Linked DNA regions of Homo sapiens: region 1 is linked to region 2. A link is a loop called in an ENCODE intact Hi-C map of the cell type or tissue named here. Cell type or tissue: PC-3. All regions are shown on one strand. Each heading gives the region's core, and the rest is flanking DNA. Links, peaks and the distances in the headings are about the cores only.

The links. Peaks named below come from ENCODE experiments on the same cell type or tissue, not always from the same donor. Only the 100,000 strongest peaks of a DNase experiment are listed, where the experiment ranks them.
Region 1: a loop joins it to region 2, with 4 times the contacts of the local background. A loop is called at or near these places in 3 of 110 quality-filtered maps.

The regions. Positions count from the first base shown.
Region 1 is chr6:47,287,070-47,303,062 of GRCh38, forward strand. All of the region lies in intron 1 of TNFRSF21 (TNF receptor superfamily member 21), which reads right to left. Among named protein-coding and RNA genes, the nearest start is that of TNFRSF21, 15 kb to the right of the region's middle. RefSeq lists an enhancer at 15,068-15,167. In PC-3, for the core only: no CTCF peak of the experiment used is centred there; no DNase peak of the experiment used is centred there; H3K27ac peaks cover 1,371 bases.
Region 2 is chr6:46,710,534-46,726,526 of GRCh38, forward strand. PLA2G7 (phospholipase A2 group VII) reads right to left here. Exons shown (of 12, transcript NM_005084.4): 2 at 12,250-12,392; 3 at 6,442-6,563; 4 at 5,851-5,995; 5 at 3,927-4,020; 6 at 1,736-1,804; 7 at 963-1,086; 8 at 12-125. The coding sequence starts at 12,358. Among named protein-coding and RNA genes, the nearest start is that of PLA2G7, 17 kb to the right of the region's middle. In PC-3, for the core only: no CTCF peak of the experiment used is centred there; DNase peaks (open chromatin) are centred at 4,778 and 8,748; H3K4me3 peaks cover 560 bases; H3K27ac peaks cover 6,824 bases.

The DNA.
Region 1 (15,993 bases), core at 3,405-11,404, 580 kb after region 2:
GGCTAAGGCACGCAGATCACCTGAGGTCAGGTGTTCGAGACCAGCCTGGCTGACATGGTAAAACCCCATCTCTACGAAAAATAAGAAATTAACTAGGCTTGGTGGTGCATGCCTGTAATCCCAGCTACTCAGGAGACTGAGGCATGATAATCGCTTGAACCCAGGAGGTGGAGGTTGCAATGAGCCAAGATCAAACCATTGCACTCCAGCCTGGGTGACAAGAGTGAAACTCTTTCTCAAAAAAAAAAAAAAAAAAAAAAAAAAAGAAAAGAAAAATTGTATACTAGTCAAAATCCAAATGCAACAGGAAAATAACTTGCTGACTTTTTAACATTGGGTATTTTATTCATTTAAGGATAAGGGAGCTAATTAAAAAAAAAACTTGCCCTGTTCTTGTCTTTAGAAGATGTATTTTAATAAAAAATGTACTCTTTCTATTTAAGAATTATTTATCACAGATTTGTAAAATACTTTGTTTAGCTTAGTTCTATACTATAAAACTGAAATGGTAACTAAACCTGTAAGAAATCAGTTGAAATTTACATTTCAAATTTATACACATATTTTGTGGCTCAAGTCATGTATGCTACTCTTATAACTGACAAAGGGGTTGTGGACAGAATATGTAAAGGACTCCTAGAAAATCAACACAAGATAAAAATGGGTGAAAAACTTGAGCAGGCATTTTATAAAAGTGAATATTCAAATAGCCAATAAAGGACAAAAACGTAAAACTTCATTATTAATTAAGGAAATGCATATTAAAACCATATTGAAATAGTACTATATACTCCAGAATGGCTAAAGTTAAAAAGACTATCTGATAAAATTAAGTCTTGGTGAGTATGAGAAGCAACTGGAATTCTCATACATTTCTGATAAAGGCATAAATTGCAACACACACTTTGAAAGCTGGTTGGTACTCTTTACAGAAGTTGAAAATGTATACGCTATGACCCAGAAATCCTACTCCTAGTATATACACACATGCCTAATGGAAATGTGTATATATGTGCACCAGAAGGTATGCAACAACGCTTATAGCAAAACTATTTAAAACATTCCCAAGGTGGAAACAGCACACGTTTGTTGGCAGAAAGGATAAATAATTGTCATTTGGTCATATAATGCATTATACAACAATGAAAATGAACTAATACAGCTCCACATAGTAACATGGATAAATCTTACAAACGTAATGTTGAGTAAAGGAAGTCAGGCACAAAATGTACACATTGTATCATTCCAACTGCTTGTTTGAAAACAGAGCTAATCTCTGTGTTACACTGCTTTGGAGAGTGGAGAGAAGGTACAGTGATTAGAGGAGGGCATGAGGGGTGAGTTCTAGGGTGTTGGCAACGCTCCGTAACTTGATCTGGATGCTGGTTACTGGAGTGTGTTTGCTTTGTCACAGATCGTTGAGCTGTACACATAAAATCTGTATACCCTTTTTAGTGTCTCTAAGTAAATAAATAAATAAAAATAAAGCGGTAGAAACAAACATAAAAAAAAAAAAGAAAAAGAAAATAACTTGCTGAATAGTTCTCTTCCTTTCCCCAACCCCAATGTTAAGCTGCCATTTCATGATGCTAGGACAAGGCAACTGGGAACCAGGAAGGCATGCATTCAAGCTGCCAGTTCCATGCACCAGATTGCCTGCTTGGCATTACCTGACAGTCATGGCCTGATTTTTTCAGACGCTTTGCCTACATGAAGCTAAACTTTTATTTATTTGTCAAAACAGAGGCGGGCCCTTGGCATTTTTGTAATGTGCTTTAAACAACAGAGTTGATGCTTTCAGATTCACACCCTGTTTGCTCAGCCTTTGAAGACCATAGCTACGAAAGCATGGGCCTGCAGCCACCCAGGAGAGGAAGCACAAAGCTAGACCCAGCAAGAGGGAATCAACAGGCACTTAGGGGAAAGGAAATTATATTCATGGGACTAAATCCTGAGGTCCTTCTGAGAAGAGACTGGGGGAGAATAAGAATATTAAGAGAAAGTTTTTCTGCATTAATGAATATTGAAAAGTTCCAACAGTTTTCACTATCCTTTATGAAATGCACAAAGTTTATGTGTCAAGGAAATAATGGCTGCCTCAAACTACCAGCTACTCAGCAGGGCAAATTCCTTCTAAATTGGCTGCTATACCAGTGACTAAGAGAATAAATCAAGAATTTTTTTCACAGTGATCAGAGTTTCTGTCTTTTTAGCACCTTGACACTTAATTCAAGGTTCAATTCTCTCCTACCCCAAAATTTAACTATTTGAATCAAAAGTATTTCCCTGAAGTCCCTTCCCCTGTCCCAGAGCTGCCTATCTAGTTAAATAACAATACAGAAAACAAATTTTCAGCTTATGAGGGTATATTCATTTTTTCTGTCGAGACCCTCCCCCAACAAAAAAAGGACAGTTGTTGATTCTTTTGTTAAGAAACTTAACCTCATCTTAGAACCTGGAAAAAACCTCCTGCTTGATGATAAATTCTGTAATGTCTTCCCTTATCCCTTCTGACTTTACCTTTCATTTTCTTGTTCCTTCTATTTGAAAATAAGCCTCAGACACCTTTTTCTGAGCACAGCGGATGCACTGGATAAAAGGACCCATCCTGTGGAACCCAAGTTACATTTGTCAAGAATACCAGCCGGGCACGGTGGCTCATGCCTGTAATCCCAGAACTTTGGAAGGCCAAGGTGGGCAGGTCATTTGAGGTCAGGAGTTCAAGACCAGCTTGGTCAACATGGTGAAATCCCGTCTCTACTAAAAATACAAAAATTAGCCAGATGTGGTGGAGCATGCCTGTAATCCCAGCTACTTGGGAGGCAGAGGTGGGAGAATTGCTTGAGCCTGGGAGGCGGAGGTTGCAGTGAGCCGAGATTGCGCCACTTTACTCCACCCTGGGCGACAGAGTGAGACTCCATCTCAAAAAAAAGAAAAAGAAACAAAAGAGTATCAACGACAGGATTAGACCCTATCTCCCTACTAAACACCCAACCCAAGAGGTTGCAAAAGTGGCTCTGCTCTGTACTTCGTGGCATGTCTACATGCAAAAGCAGTTTTAGACAGCTACAGTGTTCTGAAAGTTTGAAAGCTGTATTAGTAACCCAAGTGGCAGGTTGTTACACTTCAATTAAGAAAGAAGAGAACTGAACCCAAGATCTGGGCAGGGAGCGGTGGTCGGCGATGAATATCACTCTGATGTGCTGTGTGATCTAAGTCAGCCTCCCTACCTGTGTGGGAGGATGGGCAGTCAGACACACCCACACACACACTCACAAGGGTGGCTCTGCAGAATGAGCACAGGAGGTCATGAATAGCAAGTATGTGTGGATTTGGGTGTGGAGTTGGGGTAGGCTTCCTACAGCTTTCTATACTTCCCCCGAAATATGCACTTCTAAATCTAAAGTAAAACCAAAAAAGGTTTTCCTAGCTATACATAAAACCCACCTCCAAACCCCACAGCCCCAACACTCTTTCTCAGACTGTAAGTGGATTTTAGAGCTCTTTGTTCATTTGGAATAACAGATCAAGTTTCTAATTAAAGCAAAACTCGGCCCTGTTTAAACTGTTTCATACTGGGTAACCCACTTTAGACAATGTGTCTCTAAAAAAGGACCTTTAAATTACCTCATACAACAAGAGACAATTCCAGCTCCCGCAAGCAGAGCCAACAAACAATGATCCCTCCACAGTCGGGCCCAGGCTGAACACTAGAAATGAGATTTAGCAAAAACTAGACACTATGAATTCACTGGACAAATAATTATTGAAGACCTAATAGGTGTGTGCAAGACAGCATGCCATGGGCTGAGGATAGAATCTTGAGAACTCTATTCCAGCCCTTATGAAGTTTACATTCTAGGCTGGGATGAACAAAAAAAGAATACACCAGTAATTACTCAATTAGAATTGAAATCACTGCTGAGAAAGAGAAATACAGAATCCTATGAGAGGGAATTGAACAGGTGCTTCCTAGCTCAGGGAAGTTAGAGAAACATTTTGTCACCACTCTTAAGGATGGAGAGGCAGAAATTAACTCCAGGCAAGAAGCAGTGAAAGAGGGTTAGGCAGAGGGAACACCAGATCAAAAGTGTGAAGCAGAAGGAAGCTCAGCACAGGAACTAAAAAGCTTGTGGCTCTATCTCAAGATGCAACAGAGTGGCCACAGTTACATCTGAAGAGTCTCCATGTGCTGATCTTAATTCAAAATGCAATGAGAAGTCATTAAATGTTTACATGATAGGTTGGGGGAGAAGGCATATAATTGCACCTGTGAATCAAAAAGCTGTCTGCTTCAGAGCAGAGGGTGAAAGGGGTATGCGGGAGAGTAGACAAGAAAACCCAGTTAGAGGGTGAAAAACCAACATGGAAGGTGGTGGTGACTCAGACTAGGGTGGCGGATGCGGAAATGGAGAGACGGTGACAGATTTGAGGGCTCAGGTCAGCTGAATTTGGTGAATGATTACTTACAGAAGGGGAAAGAGGAAGAAATCAGTGGTTTTCAAATAGGACTTAAGAGAGCACTGGACAGAACACAGCTCTCAGGATGCTCCTTGGACCAGGGAGGGATGGGAGGTAGGCTCCAAGCCCCCCATCTCTGCCTAAACCAAGCATCTCCACTTTACCAATTTGCTAATGGCTTTCCAAGTAAGAATTCATTTGCAGGAGGGATTTTTCCTAAAACAAGTCTGAAAATCACTGAACTAGAGGGACTTCGAAGGCCTCTTCCAATTCTGAAGTAAACAGTTAACCCAATCTGTGCTACAAAGCTGGAGGGACTGCTCCATGGCCTCTTTCGCCTGAGTGAAACCCTGCTGAGAGGAAGAGTTGGCAACATCCCTTTCTCTTTACAGAGACTCAGATGGCACCTGAGAAAATCCATTTTCCTAGGGCCTTTTAGTCAACTCATGATCTAAAACTAGGGCTTTTCCCACTCGCCTGGTGGCAGCCCTCTGATTTCTAAGAAAATTAAAACACTGTAGAAATCATTCCCAGTGATGATCTGGGAGTGAAACAATGAGTAATGGGGGTGAGGTGGACCCCATTCAAAAGTGGCATTTAAGAATAGTTTCTGTATAACACAACAACAAGGTGAGATGCCACCCAAAGCTAATGCTAGGAAAACACCTGAATCAGGGGACACAGTCATTGAAAAGTGCAAGAGAGTGGGAGCCAGAATATCTGACGCCGAGTCCTACCTGGTCAAGATCCTTAATTCCTTCACTTGTACAGAGTTGGATAAACTAGATCGGAGGCTCACCAAAGCCTCGGGTCTCAAAGGCAGCATCAAAATTACCTGGGAAGCTTTAAAAAAAAAAAATCACACCCCAGCCCCATCATCTGGATCACTGTGGGTCTGCAGTGGGGCCAGGAATTTATTTGGTTTTAGCTTTGGTTCATTTTATTTTTAAGCTTTCCAAGTGATTCTGATGCCCATCCAAGTTTTGGACACCCTGAACTAAGGGCTCTAATCTTCTCTGATTCTGAGACACATTTTGGAGACTGCCCAATCGCACTTCTGCACCACTCTCTCAGCCTCTTAACCAATCTGGTACTTTTAATTGTTTTAATGTTGCCCTGTATTAATTAGTATTTTTTATGATGAAAATAAACATTCATGTAATAATTCTAACAATTAGGAACTATAAAGTAAAACATTTAAGTCTCTGCTCAAATCCACTCATTCCCAGAGAGACTCACTGTGAATTTTGGTGCACATCTTTCCAGACCCTTTTCTGAGCATTCACACATAATACATACATATATGCATGCACACCTTAAATTGGCTGTTCCCATTGATTTTTGTTTTGTTTTGTCTTACATATCCAAAGGGGACTGTCCATACATAGCGTTCTGTGATTTGCTTTTGTTCATCTTCTAACACTGCATCACTAAAATTTGCAAGTTGGACTAGGTTGTGTTCACCTCTAACCCTCTAAGTGTTTACAATTATTTCTGTCAAGCTCCACCTTCCCTGTAAAGCCTTTAAAACTATTCCCAGACACCCAGATTCCAAGTAGATGAGTGAACTCTTCATCATATTTCCTGTTTCTGTTCATCATATTGGTGCCTAATTACATATTGTCTTGTGATGTTTGCTGATGGCCACTTAAGTGTATATACTTATCTTCCCATAATGATTATAAGCAGCTCAAGGCCAGGGACGACCACATAGATTGCATTTCCTCCCTTGCACAACTACCTCAATAATGAAGATCGTGGGAATAAGAAGCAAAGCATTCTCCAAGCCAGGGGTCAGCAAACTAAATCCCACATTCCAATTGTTTTTATAAACACGTTTATTGGAATTCAGCCCTTCATGTAGGTATTGACTATGGCTGCTTTCATGCTACAGCGGCAGAGTTGGATAGTTCCAAAAGACACCTTATGGCCTGCAAACTTAAAATATTATCCAGCCCTTTATAGAATACACTATATATACTACATGCTGGATAATATACTATCCAGCCTTTTACAGAGAAAGTCTGTCAACACCTGCACAGGGCAGTCAAAAGAAATGTCAAAAAATACAGAGAGCAGAAGCTCACTCACAAGAATCGTCAGACCTCTGAAAGTTTAGCAACGAGTACTGAGATATTGGCTTCCTTTCTTGACACCCACTCCAACTCACACTCCAAATCTCATCCTTTCATCCTCTGCTTAAAACTCTCAATCACTTCCCACATGACTTAGGATGAAAGGCAAAGTCTTTAACAAAGATAGGACTTTCTCTGGAATGCCATCCCTGACCACCTCTCCACTAATAAAAACAGGTTTCACAAGATCCCCTCATTCCCATTTTTTCCCCCAGTATGGCTACCACAATACTGTATTTACCCATTTTTCTGTTTAGCATGTCTTCCCCTGTGGATCACAAGCTCCATGTGGACAAGGATCAGGTCTATTTCACTTACTGGTGCTATCCATGCCCTCAAGGACCCAACTCATGGTAATGTCTGACAAGTGTTAGTTGAATAAATGAATGAATGGACTTACAGACCATAAATAATTAGAACCAACATATTAGAAGTGGTGGTAGAGGAGGTTGCTAAAGATGAGTGCACAGGTTTTTTGTTTTGTTTTGTTTTGTTTTGAGATGGAGTCTTGCTCTGTCGCCAGGCTGGGGTGCAGTGGTATGATCTCAGCTCACTGCAACCTCCGCCTCCTGGGTTCAAGCAATTCCCCTGCCTCAGCCTCCTGAGTAGCTGGGACTACAGGGGCACGCCACCATGCCCGGCTAATTTTTTGTATTTTAGTAGAGACAGGGTTTCACCATGTTGGCCAGGATGGTCTCCATCTCCTGACCTCGTGATCCGCCTGCCTCAGCCTTCCAAAGTGCTGGGATTACAGGCGTGAGCCAACGCGCCCGGCTGCGCACAGGTTTAAAAGCGAGCAGGAGAAAACCCAAAGCCTCCACAATGTAGCCACAATAACTCAAGAGATAAAGCAGTCTGGCCTTATACCCTTCAGTACAAGGGCAGATACTTCATTTCATCTCCAAAGACCCTGAGGACATCACTCTGTTTTAACAGAACTACAAATGGCTTACAAGAATTACACTCTGCAGGGTGCTTAAGGTGACAAGCAAATGTATCAAAGAGTTAAAAAATTCCCTCCTCATTTCTTTCTTTTTTTTTTGAGGGGGGCCAGGGGTTCTCACTATGTTGCCCAGGCTGATCTCAAACTCCTGGCCTCAAGCATTCCTGCCACCTCAGACCTCAAAAGTGCTGGAATTATAGGCATGAGCCACTGTGCCCAGCCTCCCCTCTTATTTCTTTAAAAAAAGATGATACTAACTTGGTGATTAGAATTATAAGCAGCATAATAAGATTATCCTCCAGAACTTATCTATGCACCATCCTAGTTTAAACTTTAGTTATGTGGAAAATTTCATTTATCCAAGACATTTATTTCACCAACAATGGATAAATGTGGCAAATATCCCAAACTGTACAGGATTTATAAGCACTATAAATGCCTACTGAATGATTAAAAGGTAAACCCAGAACAACACAAATTTCAAAAGAGGGAGGAGGTAGCTCTAAATAACCAACAGTAAAAACTCCCTGGGTCTCAGCATTCACCCTGGTGAGCCACACCACACCTCTCTTGTTGTCACTTCTATTCTCGGACACAGAGATGGGCCTGACTAAGGACAAGAAGCACTCAGATTTGCAAAGACATGTCAGAATGTTGATGCCTATTTATTCCTTAACAATTCTTACTCCATGACCTCATCCTTCAAACAACGTATTTTTGTCATTCTTGTTCCCTATCAAATTCTAATTTTTAGCGGAAAATGAGCAAAGTCAAGGCGGAAATAAACTTTTTTTCTATTCATAAAGGGCAGGCAGAGAGACTGCCTATGAGTTTGTTGTAGAATTTTTCAATGCTGCATAAAACTAATATTTTGAAGAGGAAGCCCGTTACCGTAGAGATGATAATGCAACCAAGTTATTCCTGAGATGGTGAATCTAAAACATGATAACAGATGATCTAAAGGCAAAACCCAGGCAGAGATGGACCTTCCAGAATTTCTGATCATTTTATTTTGAGCATCACATTAAATGTGTAATATCAAGACACTGGCTGTTTAGAATTCTGTAGATTTGAAGCAGGGAAAAAGGAATGCACAAAGAGGAAAGCTTCAAGGACAGAGCTTCCACAAATCACAGACAGAACTGTTCCCAGTTATGTTGGTCAACTCTTGCATTTCCTACTATCCTCTCTGATTTAAAAAAAAAAAAGTCTTCTGTTGCTAAGGCAAAAGCAGGGACCATTTTTAAAGCTGGTGAATATAGAGGATGCCAAGGCTAGAATGTGCTGACTGCAGGACTGGAAGGAGGCAAGCTCAGGGGACACTGGAAAAAGGAAAAGCCATGTGAGACTTAACTCAGGTGCTGTTTTCCCTGGAACCTGCAATGCAGGAGCGTGTACACTCAGCAGCACTCAGTCCTGGGGCCACAGAACCTCATCTCCTTCCGTGTCCTTAGAAATAACTATTTCTAAGACTTCTGCATACATGAAGAAGCCAAGAGTAGGCTACCCATTTATTTAGTCACTAAGCAGTAAGTGAATTGGCATTCCATGAAAGACAGGAGGAAAGATGCAGAAGGAATGTTACTCTGTGCTCACTAAGGATTTAAAGAAAAGCATGTGAACCAAGGCAAAACCAATGACTCTGGCCAGTGCAGCAACTCCAGCATAAAAGCACGCATAAACAAAACCTATTAATATTTTAGTCTATAGTGTGCCGAGCAGCCCAGATCTACCAGGTGCTAGCTAGGTGTGATACTGTGATATAATAAATATATATATTTGGTCTCTGTCCCTGGTTTCTGGTGCACAATTCCTAAAACCTTAAAATCTCCAGCCACAATAGTGTCTTTTGTATGCTAATGAGATGATTGTCGGCTGGGGGCTGCTAGGTAGCTTCTGGATAGGGGCTGGTCATAAGAAAGACCAAGGTATGATGGAAGGGTTGGGACTTTCAACCCCACCTCCAACCTCAGGGAAGGGGAGAAGGGCTGAACGTTGAGCTGATCACCAATGGCCAGTGATATAATCAATCATGTCTAAGTAATGAAGTCTCCATAAAAGCCCAAAAGGACTGGGGTTTGGAGAGCTTCTGGACAGCTGAACACCTGGAGATTCCTGGAGGATGGGGATGGGCATGGAAGCTCCATGCCCCTTCCCACACACCTTGCCCTATGCATTTCCTCCATCTGGCTGTTCATTTGTATCCTTTATTATATCTTTTATCAAGAAACTGGGGCTGGGTGTGGTGGTACACGCCTGTAGTCCCAGCTACTCAGGAGGCTGAGTAAGTAAAGTGTTTCCCTGAGTTCTGTGAGCCGCTCTTGCAGATTAATAAAACCTGAGGAAGGGGTTGTGGGAACCTTGATTTACAGTCGGTCAGGCCGAAGCACAGGCAAAATAACCTGCGGCTTATGCTTGACATCAGATATTGGGGGCAGTCCCCTGTGACTGAGTCTTTAAACTGTGGGATCCGACACTACTTCCGGGTAGATAGGTCAGAACTGAATTGAACTAGAGGGCACTCAGTTGATGTCTGCTGGAGAATTTGGTGTCAAAGGTGTTGTGTTGAGCCTTGTGTGCAAGTAGAAAAACACGTTGGTTTTTTTTAATCCTTAATTCTGGGTGGCCTTGGCAAATGGCTCACTTCTGTGTCTCTGCCTCCTCATTAGTATAAAGGAGTTAATTAGCAATACCTACTCTTCAAAGACTGTTTTGAGAATTAATTGTTAATACAGATAAAGCAGGCAAAACGTGTCTGACACATAGTAAGCATTCCATAAATGTTATCTTAATTATCACTCCCGCCAACTTAACAATGTACTATATTTTAACAATCTTTTAGTTTTTTACTTTTATTTTTCAAATTTTCTAACGAGTGATGGAAAATCCTTTCTCTTTTTACTTTTTTTTTTTTTTTTTTTTTGAGTTTTTTGAGACGAAGTCTCGCTCTGTCACCCAGGCTGGATTGCAGTGGCACGATCTGGGCTCACTGCAACTTCTCCCTCCTGGGTTCATGCAATTCGAGTGCCTCAGCCTCCCCAGTAGCTGGGATTACAGGCGTGTGCCACCATATCCAGCTAACTTTTATATTTTTAGTAGAGACGGGACTTCACCATATTGACCAGGCTGGTCTTGAACTCCTGGCCTCAAGTGATCCGCCTGCCTCGGCCTCCCAAAATGCTGGCATCACAGATGTAAGCCACCGCACCTGGCCAAGACAATCTTTTAAAACACCCCAATTAAAATGCAAGTATTCAATTCCTGAGAAGTGTATCAAAGACTTCAGATTTTTAAAAGCTATAATCCTGAAACAAACCATCCCGGACTTAGAGCAAACAAAGAAACAAAAAATACAGACTGCACAGTAAAGAGTTAAAAGAGAAACATGGGCCCACTAGCATTTTCAAAACATTTAAAATAAAAACTTGGTATATAGCAAATGAGAAAACACAAGAGAGCAGAAGGGATTTACTATTAATAAGTACATTAGATAACTAGGGCAGAATTTAAGTAAGCATTTCCCACAGTGAGTTTCCCTGATCTAGTCCCATGAGATATTAATGATTCTACGGTCTTAAAAGAGTGAGCATGGGAGGGCAAGGAGAGAGGATTGCTTGAGCCCAGGAGCTTGAGACCAGTCTGGCAACATAGGCAGACCCTGTCACTACAAAAAATTAAAAAAAAAAAAAAAAAAAAAAGGAATCAGGTATAGTGGTGTTCCAGCTACTCAGGAGGCTGAGTGAGGTAGGAGGATCACTCGAGCCCAGGAGGTTGAGGCTACAGTGAGCTGCGATCACATGACTGAACTACAGCCTGGGTGACAGAGCAAGACCCTGTCCCAAATTAAAATAAATAAATAAAAATTTAAAAAGAGTGAGTAAGCTCCAGCACCTGCCTGTTTCTGTATTGCTCACAAGCTAAGAATGGTTTTTACATTTTAAATAGTTTTTAAAAAATCAAACAAATAATCATATTTTGTGACATATAACAATTATATGACAATCAAATTGTAGTGTCCACAAATAAAGCTTTATTGGAACACAGCCACACCCAACCTCTTAGGTATTGCCTAGGGCTGCTCTCACCATTCAAACACAGAATTAAGTAGTTAGAGCAGAAACCACATGACCCATAAAGCTGAAGATATATACTATCTGGCCTTTCACAGACAAAGTTTACCAGCCCCTGGTCTAAAAGTTTAGAAAGTGCTCCTGATTAGAATCTTCTCTCAGAAAGGCACAATCAATATTAACCTACTGAGGGCTCCAGCAGGCCCTGCAGGACAGCTGCCAGAAATGGTGACTTAGTTGAACCTAGCACTCCGCAAACATATTTGACCATAAAACGCTTTACTCATGCAATGAGTATTACTATCTTGCAGAACATACTAATGTAGTTCTTACCACAAATATGACACTAAAGTCCGAAAAGTCAACAAACCCAATATTTAAAACATCACATAGAAAATTCAAAGTTATCAGAATAGTTCATTGCAAAGAGATCAATTTCTGTTAAAATGAACAGCACCAACAAAATGAAAATATTTTCAGACACAAAATATTCTCAGACACAAAGAAAAAGGTTTAAAAATATAAATCTCGGCTGGGTGCAGTGGCTCACACCTGTAATCCCAACACTTTGGGAGGCCGAGGCAGGAGGATCACTTGAGGTCAGGAGTTTGAGACCAGCCAACATGGCCAACATGGTGAAACCCCGCCTCTACTAAAAATACAAAAATTAGCCAGGCAGGGTGGTGCACGCTGTAATCCCAGCTACTCAGGAGGCTGAGGGAGGAAAATCGCTTGAACCTGGGAGGAAGAGGTTGCAGTGAGCTGAGATCACGCCACCTACACACCAGCCTGGGGGACAGAGCGAGACTCTGTCTCAAAAATAAAAACATAAATCTCAACTTTTATGTTATTAAATATAATAATATTACAAGTAGAATGTAAAATAAAACTAAAAATGTATATAAAGAATTCATGCAAATGTGGCTAACATAACTCCTTCTCAATAGTTATGACAGAGGGCTACATGAGTACATAATTACAAAGGTGATCATCCTATGGATAAATGTTTGATATCCCTAGGAGCTATTGAAATTCAAATTTGCACCCAAGGACCCTGACATATCTATATTAAAGCAGCATAAATAAATTAAAATTATAAACTCCAATATTGGCAGGCTTGTGGGCTAGAAAGCACATTTATAGGTGGCTGGTGGCATTCTAAATTAATTCAGTTCTTCTGGACTACAGTCTGGCAAATTCAGTTCTTCTGGACTACAATCTGGCAATGTGCAGCAAAAGCCATAAAACTGTTCATTTATTTCCTTTGACCCAGCAATTCCACTTTGAGGAACACACCTTGGGGAAACAACCAAAAAGGAAAAAGAGCAATTGGTTTATACAGAGACAACTTCATTAGTGCTGCTTGCAGTGGAAGACCAAAGAGACAGCAAGCCAAGCATCCAACAACAATAGAATGGCTCAACACAGTGCCGACTGGAGGGGATAGAGCTATTAAAAAGTGGCAGCCATAAAGGCTTGAACTGACGTGAATCACAGGCACCTCAAAATTACTCAACACGCATCCAAACTTAAGGCCTCTCAGTTTCACCCACTGCTCCCCAAGCCTTCCCTTTCAAAGTAATCAGACCACCATAGACTGCTCAATGTGGGAACCTAGGAATCAACCTTGATCACTGCTTTCAATATCACCTGCTCCTTCCTATCTCGCCATCAGCAAATCTCTCCAAAATTTCTATCTAGTAATCCCCATCTTCATTGTCACTGCTCTAGCACCATCATCTCTGCCCTGAATTACTGTAAAATGTGCTAACTGGCCTCCAGCTTCTATGCTCCCCTTCTCTAATCCATTCTCCACAGAGCTGCCAGTGAGTTTTTATTTTTTTTAATTGCATTCAAGTCATAGTATTACCCTGCTTCCCACTGCACTCTGAGTGATGTCCTGATCCCTTAAAGGATCCTGTATGATATGGCCCCTGCCTGCCTTTTCAAGCTCGATCCGTTGTCCCCATTCACTGAGCAGCAACCACCGTAATCTTTCTATTCTCTGAACATGTAGGCTGTTTCCTCCCTCTGGGCCATCCCACATACTGTTCCTTCCTCCTGGCATACTCTTCCTTCTGTTCTTTAAAAGGCTGGTTCTCATTAAGCATCACCCCTTTTACGACGTCCAAGAAGGAAAGCCCATGAATAGTTTTTCATATCATATACCCAAAGTCTAGCAATGCCTGACATTTAATAGATGCCCCATAAATTTTATTAAACGGATAAAATATAAATATATCTCTGTAAGATAACAGAAAATAGCTGCACTAAGAAAAGCAGAACACAAGCAGGTACATACACATTAGTTTTAACTATACATAAATACTATAAACAAAGGGAATTGAATTGAAATGACACATAAAGAGAATTCTACACCCACTAGGTTCTTCTAGTCTGACAACTTACATAAGTTTAAATTGTTCTTTCTTAATAACTCATCTATCCTTCAGTTGTTGTTCAAAGTACTGAGATGTAATGCTAGCTCCAACTACCCTCTAACTTGACTAGAATGAATGAACAGTTAGTTTAAATCAAGATCCTTCTGAAACTCATTAATCATTTATTCCTTAACTGTTATGTGTCAGGACATTGAGCCAGAAACACAATGATGAAGAGCATATTGTCTTTGAGAAGCTGAAAAACAATATTAGCCCTGAGCTTTTCAAATGAGGAAACACACACAAACCTTGTCTATTTTGTTATTTTTCCTTGACCAGGTCTGCAAGGTTTAAACCCAAGAGGAGAGAGGAGTCATGGACTTCTACACATAAAAGAATAGCAAAGATTGAATCATGATATAGTTAGGATGTATGTCCTCTCCAAATCTCATGCTGACATGTGATCCACAATGTTGGAGGTGGAGTCTTACGGGAGGTGTTTGGGTCATGAGGTGGATCTGTCATGAACGGCTTGGCATTGTCCCATTGGTGATAACTGAGTTCTCTGTTAATTCCTACCAGAGCTGGTTGCTTAAAGAGCCTAGCACTTCCTTCCCTCTCTCTTGCTCCCTCTCTCACCATGTGACACACCAGCCGCCCTTCCGTTCTGCCATGACTAAAAGCTTCCTGAGGCCTTACTAGAAGCCAAACAGATGCTAAATCCATGCTTCTTGTACAGCCTGCAGAACCATGAGTGAAATAAACCTCTTTTCTTTATAAATGACCCAGTCTTGGGTATTCCTTTATAGCATCGCAAAACGGATTAACAAAAATATCCAGCTAAATTATTCTGGGGACCTGTTACCATTTGCCTTGGAATCTCTTTCTTCCTTCCCAACACCCCCACCTCTCCTAATCCTGGGCAAGCTGACCTGGCCGTGTATAGGATGAAATCAAACAATGGTCTTGTCCCAAAGGTTATTTGGGAGACCAGAATTCCAACCTGTTTTCCAGGACAAATGATTAAATAATTTCCTCTCACCCTTTGCCTTTTCCTAGTTTACTCAGTCTCTACAACCTACGAAGCGATGTTTAAAAGCTTACTTAAGCGAGTGCTACCAGTCAGTATGATAAACCACACACAAACACATGACCTCTGACACCCCTCAAATCACGGAGTTAAACCAGTTTCTAAGAGACCTGAAATGAAAAGTGAAAAAAGGAAATACTAACAACAGATGGTACAAGCCCGTGCACTTACCCTATACAAATAACTAGGCTGACAGCAAAGAAAACCCTAAAAGGTCCTCAAGTTCTCAGGATAAGTGAGTTGAAACTACATTGCTAAGCAGAACCCATGTCACACCGTTATTCACTAAACAAATATTTTTCAAAATGACCCAAGTAGCAGGAAAGCAAAGGATCCATTCCCTATTTATAACATTTCAATTTGCAGGAGTATCTTTCCATCTTAGCGATGGCACCCTTGCCCGTCAGAGTCACACCATAGGAAAATGCTTACCAATGACTGCACACCCTTCCCTTTCAATCCACACACAGGTTGCTCTCAGTTTATAACCAGCAGTTTTAGCTAAACTTCCAAGCACCATCGTGGAGCAGAACTGCTCATTAAATTTCTGGAAAGAGAATGTTCAACTCTTGGGTAAAGTCATTCTCTTTACAGAAAACAAAATTCTGGTAAATTAAGGTGACCTCTCTCCTACCAACAACTTGCAGAAAAAGCAGTGTGCACAAAGCCACACTGACCTAGATTTAAACCCTCTCTCCAGCAGTTGCCAACTGCATGACCATAAGATTTCTCAAACTCCATTCCCTTATCTGTAAAATGGGGCTAATGCTACTACCTCAAAGACTTGTCACATGTACTGAGATCATTTGCAGAAGGTATTCAACACAATGTCAAAGATAAGTACTCAATAAATAAGAGGCAGTGATAGCAATATCAATGATTAATATTAACACCCACTTGCTTATTCCTCCCC
Region 2 (15,993 bases), core at 4,270-12,269:
TTATAGCTTACCTTCAGTTGTTCCATATCAAACTTTAAATCTAATGCATTCTTCACTGGCTTTCCATGATCAATGTCAAGAATCAGACTGAGAGCTTGGGAACATTCTTTTGCTCTTTGCCGTACCTAATATAATTATTAGAAGAAGGAAATGACAAAGTAAAAAGTTATAACACTTATTTTAAAGTTTAGGTAGAAGCTGTATTTGGGAAAAATCGTTGGTCAGTTATAAACTGGAAATCTGATTAGTGACTATTACTTGCTACCATAATGACACAGGCCCCAGCTTTGCACATAGGTATAGCTTAGTCCAAATCCTGGCTCTGTTGCTTACCTACTATGTGACTTCAGACGATTTACTTAACCTCTCTGAGTTTCCATTGATTGTATAATAATTCCTACCTAAAGGAAATGTGGGTGGACTCAAACATAATAACACATGTAAAACACCCACTATAAAGAGGAAGCCAATATGCTTCACTTAACTTAACTGCCCTAATAGCTCTGTAAGACAAATAATGTTTCTATTCATTATTCTATAACAAAATTAAGTGGTGGAGCCAGGATTCAAACATAGAAAGTTGGGTTCTAAGGCCCATACTCTTAATTCTATTGTATACTGCCTCTCTGAAAAGTAGTCTTTTTATATTGTCTGTGAGGAAGAATCTATTAATTTATTTTCTAGCACTTTTTAGATTCTAAAATTAGAAGTTTTAATTCAAGGGAATTCTGAATATTCACTGTCATCTCCCAAATTTTTGTATTTGCCTTTGTTTTTACTATGAACTAGATATTCCATTAAGGGAATTTTACTGCTCCAGGAATCTATTGACAGATCTTTTGGGAATGGGAAATAGGAGAGCTAGGAGCATAACTTGCCAGGTGTAAAATTAAATTAACAAATGTCATCCTTTTGTACATGCTTTTAGGTCACCAACCACCTCTCCTTTCACTGCAATGTACCTGCTCATTTCGTATATGTGTCTCCTCCTCTTGTTTCAGGGTTCTAAGGTAGAGCCAAGACTTGTCCCCTATTTCTGCAGCAGATTGGTCCTTGAAATAGTAAGTTGCAGATGCAGATCTATCTCTATAATACAAGCAAAATTATTATTTATGCATGCTCCTTCCCTTCCTCATCTGACCCATGTTTCTCAGTTCCATCCTTGACTCAACTTCCTCTGATCTTTTGACTTCCCTTTCTTCTTCCACTCTATATTTTCTCTTAAATTAAAGAAGACTGTAAAAGAGTTCCAGGAAAAAAACCTTATTGTCTATCATCAAGTTGCAGGTAAACTCAATCCATTCTATCTTCCTAATTCTGGGAGGCAATGTTAGCCATGTTGAAACTCAGTCTCAGGAATCAAATCCCGGCACTGCCACTTACTAGTTGTGTGACTTTGGGCAAATTACCCTTTATCACCTCTATATTCCTCTTCCTTAAAACAACAACAATAATAATAATAACCATCTCATAGGATTGTTATGAAGACTGAATGAAATGGCGTATTAAAAACATTTCGCATAGGACATGGCAGGCAATAAACACTCTAGAAATGTTAGGTGCTTTTAAGTCTTTTAAGTCGATAAACTCAATCTCCTTTTTTGCTCATGATGTTACCATACTTGAAAGTTCCATCAACATTTTAAATAAACTTTTATGAAAATTAGAAACATAGTTATGAGCATTGACATTCCCTGTAGTTGGCCAAAGAGCCCAATTATATCAGGTAACATACCTGTGTTCTACAGCAGCAACTATAAACCCATGAGATGCCAGGTCAATGCCAATAGCAGAATAAAGTGTCCTTCAAAACAAAAAGAGGGAAGAATTACAACTACCAGTCATGATTACAAGGCTGAGTCCACTAATAAAACTGGGAACATGGAGGCCATTACACCCCTGTAGTAGTGCCCTGGGGTGGAGTGGAGAGCTACGGTTCTTAAAGGAGGGTGATTTTGTTCCTTAGGGGATATTTGACAATGTCTGGAGGTATTTTCATTATCATGAATGTGGGCGAGGGTATTTCTGGTGTCTAGTGGGTAAAGGGATGCTGTCAAGCATCCTACAATGCACAGGGCAACCCTTCACAACAAGAGATTATCTGGTCCAAAATGTCAAGACTACTAAAGTTGAGAAAACCCAGGGCAGTGATTATAAATATTGCCTTTGAGAGTTTTGGGTTTTTAATCTTGGCTCTGCCACTTCCCAGCTATATGATTTTAGGTAATTACTGCATTTTTGTCCTCACCTGTAAAATGGGCCTAAGAGTAAAGCATTTGTTTTAGGGTAGTTGTAAGGTTTTGCTAAGATAATGTATATAGGAAAGCAGTACAGTATTGTAGTTACAAGAATGAGACCTGCAGTCTGACCACTGAGTTTGAACCCTGGTTCTACCACTTGTTAGCTGTGTACCTTTAATAAGTCACAATATTTTTGCTGCCTTGGTTCCTTATCTATAAAATGGTGACACTATAATAGTATGCTACCTCATCAGTGAGGATCAATTGAATTAATACATTTTCAGTACTTATATTAGAAACAGGTAAATACTTAACACATGTTAGCTATTATTTAAATGATTGGACTGGGTGAAATAGTTGAAAAATCATGTGCTAAGCACTGCATTTATGCCCTCTTCCACAGCTTCATTTGCACAACCTTTTCCTCATACCATGCATTCAATAGGAAATGTCCACAGAGAATAAAAAGGAGGTAGCTAGAAACTATTTATTTATTGCTGAAGATACAGGACCTTTTCAAGAGGGGGGAATGATATAGCACAGGGATTAGCAAACTTTTTCTGTTGAAGGCCAGAGAGTAAATATTTCCAGGTTTGTGGGCCATAGTCTTTGTCACCACTACTGAACTCTGCTGTTGTAGGACAAAAGTAGCCATAGACAGTGTACAAAAATGAATGGGTGTGGCTGTGTTCTAATAAAACTTTATAGAAATAGGCAGTGGGCTGGATTTGGCCCTTGGGTTCTAATTTGCCAGTCACTAATGTAGGAGAAATCAAATAGCTAGCTGAACTACATTTACAGTGCTGAAGAGAATTCTTTATTGCAAGTGCTACCCAACTTCTTCCCAGCTAAAAGCCATCTCTCTTATTTTCTGAGTTTTACAATCCCTTGAAGTAGAAGAGGGGTGACAGGTGAGAAAGTGGTGGAAGAAAGTGAAGAGGGTGGTTGTTGTTATGAAAATGTGCCACTCAGCTATCATGCTACAGACTGCATAGCTTACTAAAGACCCTATCCAGCTCCTGCCCCTCTGTATCCATCACCATGGTCAAGTGGAAGCTAAGCATCCAGTGAGCTGCTCCCAGAGACTTGGCACAGCATGGGTACTAACATTAGCCCATTCCTATGAGATACAGGACTCTTGATAAGCAAATATAGTCCAGCACTCCTTCCATTGGCCTGGCTCAATATTTCTTAGAACCATGCTTCATTCTGAAGCTCTTCTTATCCAATCCTTCTCCCTTCCCCATCACCTTTTCAGGTGTCCAACCTGTGTCATGGTCCAAAGGTTCTCCCCATCTTTTCCTGCTCCTTCTCTTGCCTTCACAGATATTTCTCTTAATAACAGTCTTTCCCAGCTAATCTAAAATTGGTTTCTCAAAAGTTCTAAACTTTACAGAGGATAATTTTAAGAGTGTAAATATTACAATAATGAAGGACAACTATAGAAAATGCAACACCCTTTCTTCTCTGCTGTGAGGCTAATCCCAATGAGCTGATAGTAGGGAAAAAACTACTTGACCAGACAGGTCTAGGACTGATCAATAGACCCACAGCCAATTATTGAGGAAACCCAACTCCTCCAGACAAGGGCCTGCATGACATTCCAAACTCTGCTATTTCTTTCTTGAATAAAAAAATTGTCATTTATTCCTGGAAGCCAAAATTGTTCAACCTCTCAAACATTACCTGAATGCCCCAAGACCATGAGAAAAAACAACAAGTGGATATTTTTCACCAGGCCTCAGAGGGGAATTCCAGTTTGCAGGAGTTGTCATTGAACCTAGACAACAATGGAAGGTTATAGTTAAGGTTTTCTCTGAGTGTTGCTAGTGAATTTAATTCATATCTCATTAGCATAAAATGCAGACCCATCTGATTTATATCTACTTTTTTATGGATGAATAGTAGATTCATTAAAAAGACTGCTACTAGATACCCACCAACCAAAGAGCTGAACTGTAAGTTTTTTTTTTTTTTTTGAGATGGAGTTTTGCTCTTGTTGCCCAGGCTGGAGTGCAATGGCACAATCTCGGCTCACTGCAAACTCTGCCTCCCGGGTTCAAGCGATTCTCCTGCCTCAGCCTCCCGATTAGCTGAGATTACAAGCATGCGCCACCACGCCTGGCTAATTTTATATTTTTAGTAGAGATGGGGTTTCTCCATGTTGGTCAGGCTGGTCGTGAACTCCCGACCTCAGGTGATCCACCTGCCTCAGCCTCCCAAAGTGCTGGGATTACAGGCGTGAGCCACCGCACCCGGCGTAAGTTCTTTCCTCAGACCATAGGATCATTAACGATGAGTTCTTACTGACAGCTCTGGACTTAAGGTGAGAGATTTTCCCACTTATAGGTGTATTCATAAAGGCTGCTACTTACTGCCATTCCCAGGTTTTGGAAAAATTTTAAAGGGAATGTTCTGAAACCAAACTACCCATAAAACCTTGGATACATTACACTAAGAGCCAGAATCTAAGAAACAGAGACTCTGTTCATTATGATTTGGTCATAATCATGCAGGAAAAGGTAGAGAAACCACTGACTTCATACTGAGTCATGGATGCAGCTCTGCCACTTCCTAACTATGGATCTTGGGCAAGTTCCTTAAACTTTCTGTACTTCAGATTCCTCTTCTGTAAACTTCAGAAAATGATATCTCTTTCATAGGGTTTTTGTGAGAATTTTATTTAATTAGGTAATATATGTAAAGCAGTGGTGCAATCCATCACATAGTAAGGGGCTCAAAAAATGGAAATATTGTCTTCTTTCACTTCTCAATTTTTATTGTCACCATTATTATCAGCAATCATTTGTGTTTCATTTTCTCATCTATAAAATGCAGATGCAGTCATAAAGACTGAATGTGATGATTGCTATGGAAGTGATTTATAAATTATTTTGCAACATAAATATGCAGAGTTATGCTATTTTCATGTCTGTTATAAGTGGTTTTTAAGAAAATTAAAAGCCGATGTTTAAGATGAATCCCAAAATTTGTAGATCGTTTTGAGGGGTAAATGTGAAGACACAGTTAACATCAGTCCAACAGTAGTGTCTAGTCAAACAGATAAGGAAGGAAAAGTCTATATTAGCAGAATGTAGACAGTAAGTGAAGAATACACATCAGATTGTCTTAGCGATGGGGGTAGGTGATGGGAATGAGAGTAGAGTCTCTTCATGTATGACAAGAAAGGCATTAGCTTTGACTCCTTTGTTTTGGATCTGGAGAGTTTGATGGCTTCTACTTTCTTTCTCTTTTTGTCTAACTTTAGCACAGAGCATGCGGGATAGTGGCCACACCAAATAACCTGCTATTCTCACCACGGTATTGCCTTCTCCATGGTATGTCAGATGAAAACTAAAGAGCAGCCACAGAAAGATGTCAGAGTCAGTCTGATACTCTCGGCCACTCCCATCCAACTCAGAATGGACAAAATGAGAACCTTGATTCTGTCGTAGTTGCCTGGGCTTTAAAGAAATACTTTCCTTATCATTTTAGGAGCTATTTGGACTGAAGAAAAATCTACTTTGGTCTTAACTACTTGAAGTTCTTGTTGTTTTCAAGGTTTTCATACATGCAAGAGCCTACAAAGAAGGATCAACAGAAATCTTACCAAAGAGTAACCTCAAAATGTTGCCCATAAGCCAGTGTGTTCCAAGAAATTTGCTAAGACCCCAAAAATATTCTTTATTTGGGATCCAAAGGGTGTCAAGGCGATCATTATCTTGGGATGGATAATATAAACGCAAGAAGGTGCCCTGTTAAGAAAGAAATTAATGCACTTTTAGAGAAGTTGTGTCTCAAACATATTCCAGCAGCTATTTTGCATATTTAATTAGTGGGGACTCAAATACCTCTGTGTTCACAAAAAGGTCTAAAGAACTTTTTAGGCTGCTGTGGTGATTGAAGATAGTCATGAAAGAGAAACAGAAAAACAATATTCTATCTCAGTGAAAGGAAAATACAAGCAGCCTGGCTTCAGGTATTAAGGAAGTGAAAAATAAGGTTTATAGAGAAATTAATCAGACAATAACAAAGAATTGAGGAATGGCCAAACTAGTAAAAGCCTTCATATGAAACAATACAAATTGCAAAATGAGTCATTCTCAGGTGAGGGCAAGGTCACATTTGAACACCTTCTAGTGGTCCATAGCGACAGACAATATTAGAGTATCAGGATAAGTTGTATAAATCAAAGCATTACCTTATTAGTGTGATCAAACATTAAGTCTGTACAACCAACGGAATAAGGCCCATTTCCCCGGGGGATTTTAGTTTGGCCAAAGCTTGCAGCAGCCATCAGTACTTGTATTTTGTTGACCCATGCTGAAAAACAGGTAAATATTATCTCATTTGTCATCCATTACATATCAGATTTTATTATGCAAAAGAATTCCAACGGAATCAAGTTACTTCCCATAGTTTCTGGCCTTCTTTCTTTCTCAACCTAACAAGTAAGATATGCAATTATTGAGGGTCTGCTCTGTTTGAAACACTGTGTAGGGGTTTTGGAGGGTAAAGAGATGAAAGTAGACATAGCCTTTCTCTCAAGCTGCCTTGGACTGTTACCTCCTAATGTTTGCAGCCTTGCCCTCTCATTCTACTTCTATCCAGAGTAAATTAAAGATGACTTCACAAATCTGTTTTTCCTAAACATGAACTTTATTTCACATTTCAGATTTGTGCCTATAACTTCTCCTTGAGCATCTCTACCTGATGTCCTTCCCATAAGAATGTCAAAATGAAACTAGTTTCCAAAATGAAACTAAATGATCATCTTTCAACTCTCCCTTCTCACTTTCCAACCACACAGCCTGCAACTCAAGAACTCCTCATCTCCTGCACCACAAGCCAGAAACCTGGGAATCATCCTATTCTCCTACCTCTTTCTCACCAACCACCCTACATTCAACGGAGCCTCTATTTTCTTTCTTTTTTCTTTTTCTTTTTTTTTTTTTTTGAGACAGAGTCTCACCGTGTTGCCAGGCTGGAGTGCAGTGGTGCAATCTTGGCTCACTGCAACCTCCGACTCCCTGGTTCAAGTGATTCTCCTGCCTCAGCCTCCTGAGTAGCTGGGATTACAGGTGTAGGCATGTGCCACCATGCCCAGCTAATTTTTGTATTTTTAGTAGAGACGGGGTTTCACCACGTTGGCCAGAATGGTCTTGATCTCCTGACCTCGTGATCCGCCCACCTCAGCCTCCCAAAGTGCTGGGTTTACAGGCGTGAACCACCACGCCCAGCCCCAAACCTCTATTGCTAACATTAGTTTTTAGCTTAGAATGATCTCCACAATATATCGCTGACCCTCTAGCTCAACTGTCTCATTTATGCCCTCACTGTCTCTTGACCAGACTGTTGCTCTCTCTCCTAACTGTTCTACCCACGTTGGATCTTGACCCCTTCAAATGCATCCTTTACACAGCTCCTGGAGGGATTTAAAGCACAAATCACACCAGACAATTCTTAAAATCCTTCAATGCCTCCCTATCAGCAAGTGTTCTTTCCTTGAAGGAGGAATGTATTGTAATCTTTTTGGAAGGCAGTTTGTAGGAGGAATTTAAATCTACACATGCTTTCCTAAGCCAATACTCTGCTACTTGCAAAAATGTGGCCTATCCTTCCAGTGCTCTGGGGTTGAAACATACTGAGGTTCACAGGTGCACAAGTTAAATCCCAAGTTTCTGGGCACTGCAAAGAAACCCTCCACTGGAGGCCCATTGCCTCATACTCTTCCTCTTCTTCTTCCCCTTAAGTTATACCCCTTCCTTGTGCTACAGTACTCCTGAGCAACACACTGGGCTGGTTGATGCCACTGCACCTTTGTAAATGCTACTGCCTATGCTTAAATCCCCTTAGCAAACTCCCATTCACACTTTAATACCTTGGTCAGATGTCCTGTCTTCTCTGAAACCTTCCCTGATTTCCCAGACAGACTTAATCATTTCATCCTCAATATTACATAGATTCTATGTGCATGTGTGTATACACACATGTAATCATTCTTCCTGTCACATATTAAACTTATGTGTCTGCATGCTACACTAGGCTCTTTCTTCAGAGCCATATCCATGTCTTTGCATCCTCTTAACACAGTGTCTGGCACATAGTCAATGCTCAACAAATACTTGTGAAAATAAGCTCAGTTAACTTGAATGGCCACTGGTCTCTCTTGTTTTCCTTTAAACCCTTTATCACATGCAGTATTTTACTCATCCACTCCTAAAACTACTTTTCTCTCTCTGGTGCAATCTTCCACACACCAGCAGCTTCATCCGTTCTCCTTTCTAAACCTCAATCAAATCCATATTTAATTACAAAATATCAGTGTATTCAGACTCTCACTTTTCTTGACATATTCAGCTTGTCCACCCATTCCTTCCATTGGATGGTGGGAGTTGATTACTCTCTGCTAGCCAGCTATCAAGAGCTATGTTAGATAAAGCGTCTGCATCAATACCATGGAACATTGCCCAGAAAAGTTTTGAGTCATGGGAAGAAACCAATTTACAGCCTCCACACTGGTGACTCATGTGTGAAACACCTGCCCATGATGAAGCCTTTCAATACATAAGGCTCAGCTACTCAAAGCTGATCCATGGACCAGCATCACTGGCACCAGCTGGAGCTTGGAAATGCAGGCTCCTGGACTTCACCACAATTCCACTCAATCAGAAAAGGAGTGCCCATTAAAGTTTAAGAGACACTGGGCTGAAGTTCCAGACCACCTGCCTGACACACAGGTCAGCAATCCATGGTCAAATGGTAGGAGGTAGTTTCAAGAAAGGCAAGGGGAGAGGGGATGGAGATGAACAAACCCTGTGAATTGGAGGGACATGGTTCTATTTCAGATTTCAGGTGTACCTCTTACAAGCTATAATCCTCTGGCCTAGTTGCTCCCCTCTCTGATCCACATTCGTAAAATGACATAAAAGCACTTGACCAGCCCACAGTACAGTTGTAAAGATGAGGTGAGAATGTAGGTCAAGTTCTTAGTACAAAACATGACACATAAGGGGTAGACAAATAATGCTGTTTACTCCTTCCCCAGAGTCCATTTACTCTTGCTAGGTAAATCTGTGCTGAGTCCTTAGGGAAGTTTTAGCAGGTCTAACCTCTCCCCAGGTAGATTCAAACCCCAGAAACTTTTTTTTTAAACTTTACCTGCAAGGTGAACTTTCAGGGTCTATTTTGAATTACAAAAGGCTCTTCTTCCATTAAAAGAGTATCTACTGAGCCATGCTTCTGGTGTAACAGGGAGATGTGAAGTCCCAAGGAGGAGGACCTTAAGGTAGGGACACCTGCTTCTTCTTCTGTGGTAAGCAGCCTGGTGCTACTGCAACCCCACCCCTAGGCAGGCATGGTGTGCCTGTGCAGGGCTTGCTGCAGGGAGACCTCTGGCTCACACAACTCGCTAAGGAGCCCCAGGGCCACAGCTGCTGTTGGAGACACTACCTCTAGAATTGGAGGCTCAGTTCTGGAGGCATGGGAGGGTTTCACCCAACACAAGCCTCCGCTTGTGAGATCTCAATTCCAAAGGACAGGGGAACATTTTCCAATAAGTTAGGAGTGCCCTGGTTGTCCAACACCTGTTCTCCCTGGGAAGTTTCCTCACTCAGCATTCAGGAGCATTCAGGTCAAGGTGAGGTCTGCCTGTTCCAGGACACCTGACCTCTGAGAAGACCTCAGGAATCATCAGGCTGATCCAGGTTTTGGTATAGGTCTATGGGGTCCTATGCACCAGTGCCAGGGTGCCTGGGGGTGGCTGTGGAACAGGCTCCATAGCCTACAGCTGACCCGGTTATGGGCCTGGATTTCCCATTCTCTAACCATCTGTCAGGAGTCATCATTAAGGAAGTGGAAGGAGGAGACTCATCAGATCAAATGACCACTCACACAGTTTTGTGGTTCAGAATTTATAAATGTCTCTTCTTAGTTTTCTTCAACTTTATTTTAATAGGAGGATTGGAACCTATGGCATGCTATTAATTTTATTACATATTTTTGGTGGTTTTCATTTGTCAAATATTCCTGATGTTCAGTCTTGGGTTTGGAGATGAACTGTATACATGCTAGGACAATTACACTCTTATATGGCTTTATGTCCTCCATTAGTAAAGAGGATATCTCTAGCCCATTCCTACAAACCTTTTAACCTGCATAGCCATATTTTCTGTGTATTCATTTAGTAAGAAATTATAAAGAATCACCTATTATTTTAATCTTATTTAATAAACTGTTTCTAATACTTTAAACCAATATATATGCATTCTTTTTTTGTTTGTTTTGAGACAGAGTCTCGCTCTGTAGCCCAGGCTGGAGTGCAGTGGTGCAATCTCAGCTTACTGCAACCTCCTTCTTCTGGGTTCAAGCAATTCTCCTGCCTCAGTCTCCCAAGTAGCTAGGACTACAGGTGTGCACCACCACACCCAGCTAATTTTATGTATTTTTTTTTTTAATATAGACGGGGTTTCACCATGTTGGCCAGGCTGGTCTCGAACTCCTGACCTCAAGTGATCCACCCACCTCGGCCTCCCAAAGTGCTCAGATTACAGGCACGAGCCACCATGCCCGGCCTGCATTCATTTTTGAACATTTAGAATGGGCATTGCATTGGGCTCAATGCTGGGACTATAAAGATAAAGCAACGTCCCTGTCCTCAAGTTTCTGTCAGTCCAGCAACAGCCTTCCAATTATTTTTAAAGACAAAGGGATTTTAAAAATGTTTAAATTTTTACCCTGTACCAATTAAAAGTGAAGGATATAAATGTTTCCCGAATGATGATTTTCCCACCATCTAAGATATTACCTGTTCTCAATCCATGAAAAAGGTAGTAGGAAAAATGAACTTAATGTCATCTAGGATGCAGGACCCTTGAATTTGACTACACATTTATTGTCTTAGTCACCAGTGTATCCTTGATGACTTAACTTCCTGATGCGTTATAGGATGAATGGACCTGTGAGATATTATTCTATTTCCTATGCAAATGTAGATATAAGATATAAAACCTCTCCTAATGCATTCATTTTCCTGCTTATGTAGTAGGGCAAAATTTAAGGTACTGAATTATGAAAGCTCTTTTGCAAATGCTATCGTAAGGAGTCACCCATCAAGCTTGAACAATTAGATCCAGAGTGACCCACAACTATCCAGGTGCACAGCTCTGTAGGTATAGTCAGTATGACACCATTCAGAAGCCACCTACACTGCTCTCCATAGGAGACTGGAAAGAGAAGTTTATGCATCACAATCCTCTGGGATGAGCAGGAATTTGCAAAGCTCCAGAAACAATCTTTTTCCAATTAAGGTCTCTCTTAGTGACATTAAATGTAGCCGTCTAAAGATGGCTGTCCCGTTTTGGCCACTCCTCCTGGGTTAGTCTATGCCTTCCACCTCTTTCTTTCCCCACTTACCACAAGGCAAGAAAGAATGAGTGATCACATCCATTCTCATCTGGAACTCCCTAGCACCTACTTGTCCCTACTTCTCTCTATTATCAGGTAGGAAAGATTGTTTCCTTTTGGATCCCAAGACCTGAAATTGTTATCTCACATGACTTTCCACTATTAACCAGGAGTATGCCTGTTGAACAAGACACCTGCTTCTTTTTCACCTCATGGAAGCAGGTTTTGAGGCTGTCTTGGAGTGGACTCCAGACCAGTTGCATTACTATGCTTGTGTGGGCATGCGTTAGGGCAGTCAGAGAGAGAAGGGGTGGCATTAAGGAGGTTCTCCGTGGTGATTGCAAGCTGAGCGTCCAGTATATCTTAAAATGTCCCATCCTGGTTCTGTCCTGCAGTCCTGATACTGAAGAACACAAGTGCTTCTTCAATTTCAGTTGAAATGAGGAAAAAGTGAGAACCTCTCCCCTACTCCAGGAGAATACAGGATCTCCATAAGCCTTTAAATAGGACTTGTTTAGATGTGCAGATGTGCAACTTCTTGGGGCCCACTTGAAGTATGGCGACAGATCAGTTGCTCAAGACCTTGAACAAATACACCTCTTACCTGATGATTTCATATGGGCAACAGGATTTATGTATTGCCAGTCAAAAGGATAAACCACAGCCAGGCAGCCGCAGAGGCAGAAAAGCACATGCAATTTGGGTGGCACCATCTTGGGAGCTGAGCAGCAGTTTCAGCTTAGTCTCCTTCGAAGCAGATGATTAAAAGAAAAAAGAAGTATGCAATGAAGAGGCCTTAAATAAGCTGACAAATCAAGAAAGGCTGAGGTACTAGTAACACTTGGAAAAAATAAAACATGTATTTTCTGTGCTGGGTTTTAGATTGGTACTACAATGGTAAAATCCTTGGTAATGTAGGATTACCATTACCTACATTACTAAGGATTACATTGGATTGTAGAGCAGAGAAATAATACTTTCAGACAGTTAGATTAAGTTTTTGGTCACTAGTTTTCTAACTTTATAACAGTATGGTCAGCTATAAAAATAGCCAACAAAATATAACAAATATAACAACCATCTGTCATCATCATAATAATATCCATAGGTATGTCTAGCACATAGTAAATAATTCATAAATTTTGGCTATTTCCATCATTTAATTATATAGTGACTATATTTCTGCTGCTGTGGTTGTTTTGGGTGTTAATATGATGTTATATTCTTGCTAATTTCTATAATCCTACTATGATATAAGTTTCCAAAAAGCAGAAGTCAGGTCTTATTTGTTGTCTCAGTGCCTAATAGAGGGCCTGGAAGAAGTAGTATTGCATAGATGCTTGTTGAATCAGTAAATGAAACAAGAGAATATGAGATGTGTGGTAATAATAAATTATAATTAGTCTGTATGCTAACATCTTATTAGCAAAAACTATCTTGCATTTGTGCATCCATTTTCCCCCCTAAAATTTGGCCCTTCAACTTTTGTGGGGGATAGAAAAGGTCCAAGCCACCATCATCTCTTACCTAAAATTTGCCATCACCTCTAACGAGTCTCCCTGCTTTTGCCCTTGACCCTAAAATCTATCCCCAACACAGCAGCCAGAGTGATTGTGTCACCCTTCTGCACAAAACCCCCAAATGGTGTTATATGTTACGGGGGAGAAGCCATTCACCCAAAATAGCTTATAATGATCTACATAACCTTTACTCAACACACTCCCAATCCTTCCCCTAGCCCCTCTTGGACACCTGCTGCAATCACACTTGCTTCTTTGCCATTCACCAAACATGCCAAGTACTCCACACCCACCTTCCATCCCCACTTTGAGGGCTTTGAATGTGTTCCCTTTTATGGGAATGCTCTTTGCTCTGACACCCAAATGACTGGTCCTCTCACCTCCGGGTTTTTGCTCCAGTGATACTTTCTCAGTGACACTTTCCCGGTTCAATCTATTTAAAATTGCAATCTAACCTCCTTCTTCACACCAATACATTCCCTATTTCCCTCCCTACTTTATTTTTCTCCAATATTTATCACCAACTAACGTACCTTGTATGTTATTTGTTAGTTGTTTATCACCTTCCACTAAAAACTTAGTTCTGTGAGTGTAAGGATTTTTGATGGTTTTTCCCCCTGCTGTATTCCCAAGACCTAGAATAGTGCCTGGTGTACAGAGGCACTCAGTAAATGCCTGCTGAGTGAATAAATCTAGCACATCTGGTTACTAATACAAACCGAGCCAAGTTTAATGATCCGGTGTCCCACTGACACTAATGAAGCACTCGTTAGTATAGCTATTTTGCGGGAAGATGTAATATAGATGTGTGGCACAGACAATGAGTGCTCCTGAACATCTATGTGCTTCCCTACATTTCTTAGCCGCCCCTGTGGTTGGGCTGGGCCCATGGGGCTAATTCCTGAGAAACAAAAATTTGAACAGAAGTCGTCTGCAACAGAGTCACTGTATCTCCTTCATGCCTTCCTTTCCCTGACACAGCAAACTTAGAAATCATGTGCTGATGTAGTGCAGTCTTGAAGTGAAAGACGCCTGGATACCTAGTCACTGAACAGAGAAGAGCCCCTGCCAATTCAAATGACCTTTCACAAATGGGAAATAAACCTTTGCTGTGTTAAGCCACTGAAATTTCCAGGTGAAGCTGTTATTGCCTTAATGGAGCACAGCATGGCCTATCCTGATTATCAGATCTGCAGTCATTCAATCAAAGGGTATTTCTTAAGCAAATACTATATGCCCTCTCCTATGGCAACAACTGTGGTAAGTACCAGAGAATTTGACACAATCCCTACTCTCAGAGAGTTTACAATTGTGTTTCAGAGACAAGACTAGCATATATTAACAATATAATACAGGAAGAAAGCAAATTACAGGGGCATTTTATAATTCTTAGATGATATGGTACAAGTTCTGAGAGCAACAGGAATGTAGACAGAAAGATTTCAAAGAGATGGGGCTTTCGTGTAAGGGCAGCTCCTATTGTACAGGCTAGAAAGACCCAGATAGGCAGCTGGTAAATGTGTTGCTGGAGCTCTAAATTTTTTTTTTTCTTTGACAGAGTTTTACTCTGTCACCCAGGCTGGAATGCAGTAGTGTGATCTCGGCTCATTGCAACCTCTGCCTCCTGGGTTCAGGCAATTCTCCTGCCTCAGCCTCTCGAGTAGCTGGGACTATAGGTGCCCACCTCCATGCCCGGCTAATTTTTGTATTTTTAGTAGAGATGGGGTTTCACCATGTTGGCCAGGATGGTCTTGATCTCCTGACCTCATGATCTGCCCACCTTGGCCTCCCAAAGTGCTGGGATTACAGTCATCAGCCGCCGTGTCCAGCCAAAACTTCTTAAACTACTTGCAGAGGGACTGTATTTCCTTATTCAACATCTTTCTTTTGATCAGAAAAAAAAGGTATATATGTGCAACTCTTTAAGATTATTTATAATTTTGGTTGATTTTATTTGATCTTATTTCAGTATTACATTTAATTATATTATAAAGTTAATACATGATTTCAAAAATCCAAACATAACAGAAAAAGGTAAATTGAGTTATCTCTTCGCAAATAATGACTTGCTAACAGATTTTTTTCCAGAGGCATTTCTAGGCTCGAATACATGCACACTGAAGGGGCCAAGGGGGCCACGGGTGGCATTCCCCTTGGACCTCTGAAGGGTCACTGAAAAATCAACTTGTAAAAGGCAGATTATTTATTTAATGTGTATTCACAAGGAGCCTTCAGAATGAAGACCCAAAGATACAGGGGAAACTGTCTATTTTTATGCATAGGTTCAACAAAGTATGAACAGCTGTGTAGAAATATGACTGGACAGTAAGGGTAAGCTCTAATGCTAATAGACTCAGAGGGGCAACCCAGCAAGCCCTGTCTATTCAGATTCTTCTTGGTCTGTCTGTGCAGCATTCCTTTTTCCAAGGTAAGAGGACCCTTCCCTGAATAAGGGTCTTATAACCTACAATCAGATTAGAGTCCTGCCTTGGGCAGGTGAAAGGAAGGCAGGAAAAGGTCAGAGAGAAAGATTCTGCTTTCTGAGACCTGCTTCTGGGGTCTAAAGCACTCCAATATTATAACCAAAGACTGTAGCAAGGGCAACGGGAGTTATGAGCCAGGAACCATATTAACATGTAATAATCACAATGACCACAGAGGCTTCTGAATATGAACACACAGGAATAATTCATAAGAAGTCTTTTAACTTTTAAAGTTCTCTTTACACAGATAAGTGCCTTTTTCTCAACCATGGGATATGAGTTAGCTAGAAATGTATTTATATTTAAGAACTAGGACCCTGAAAAACTTAATGGTAACTTTAGACA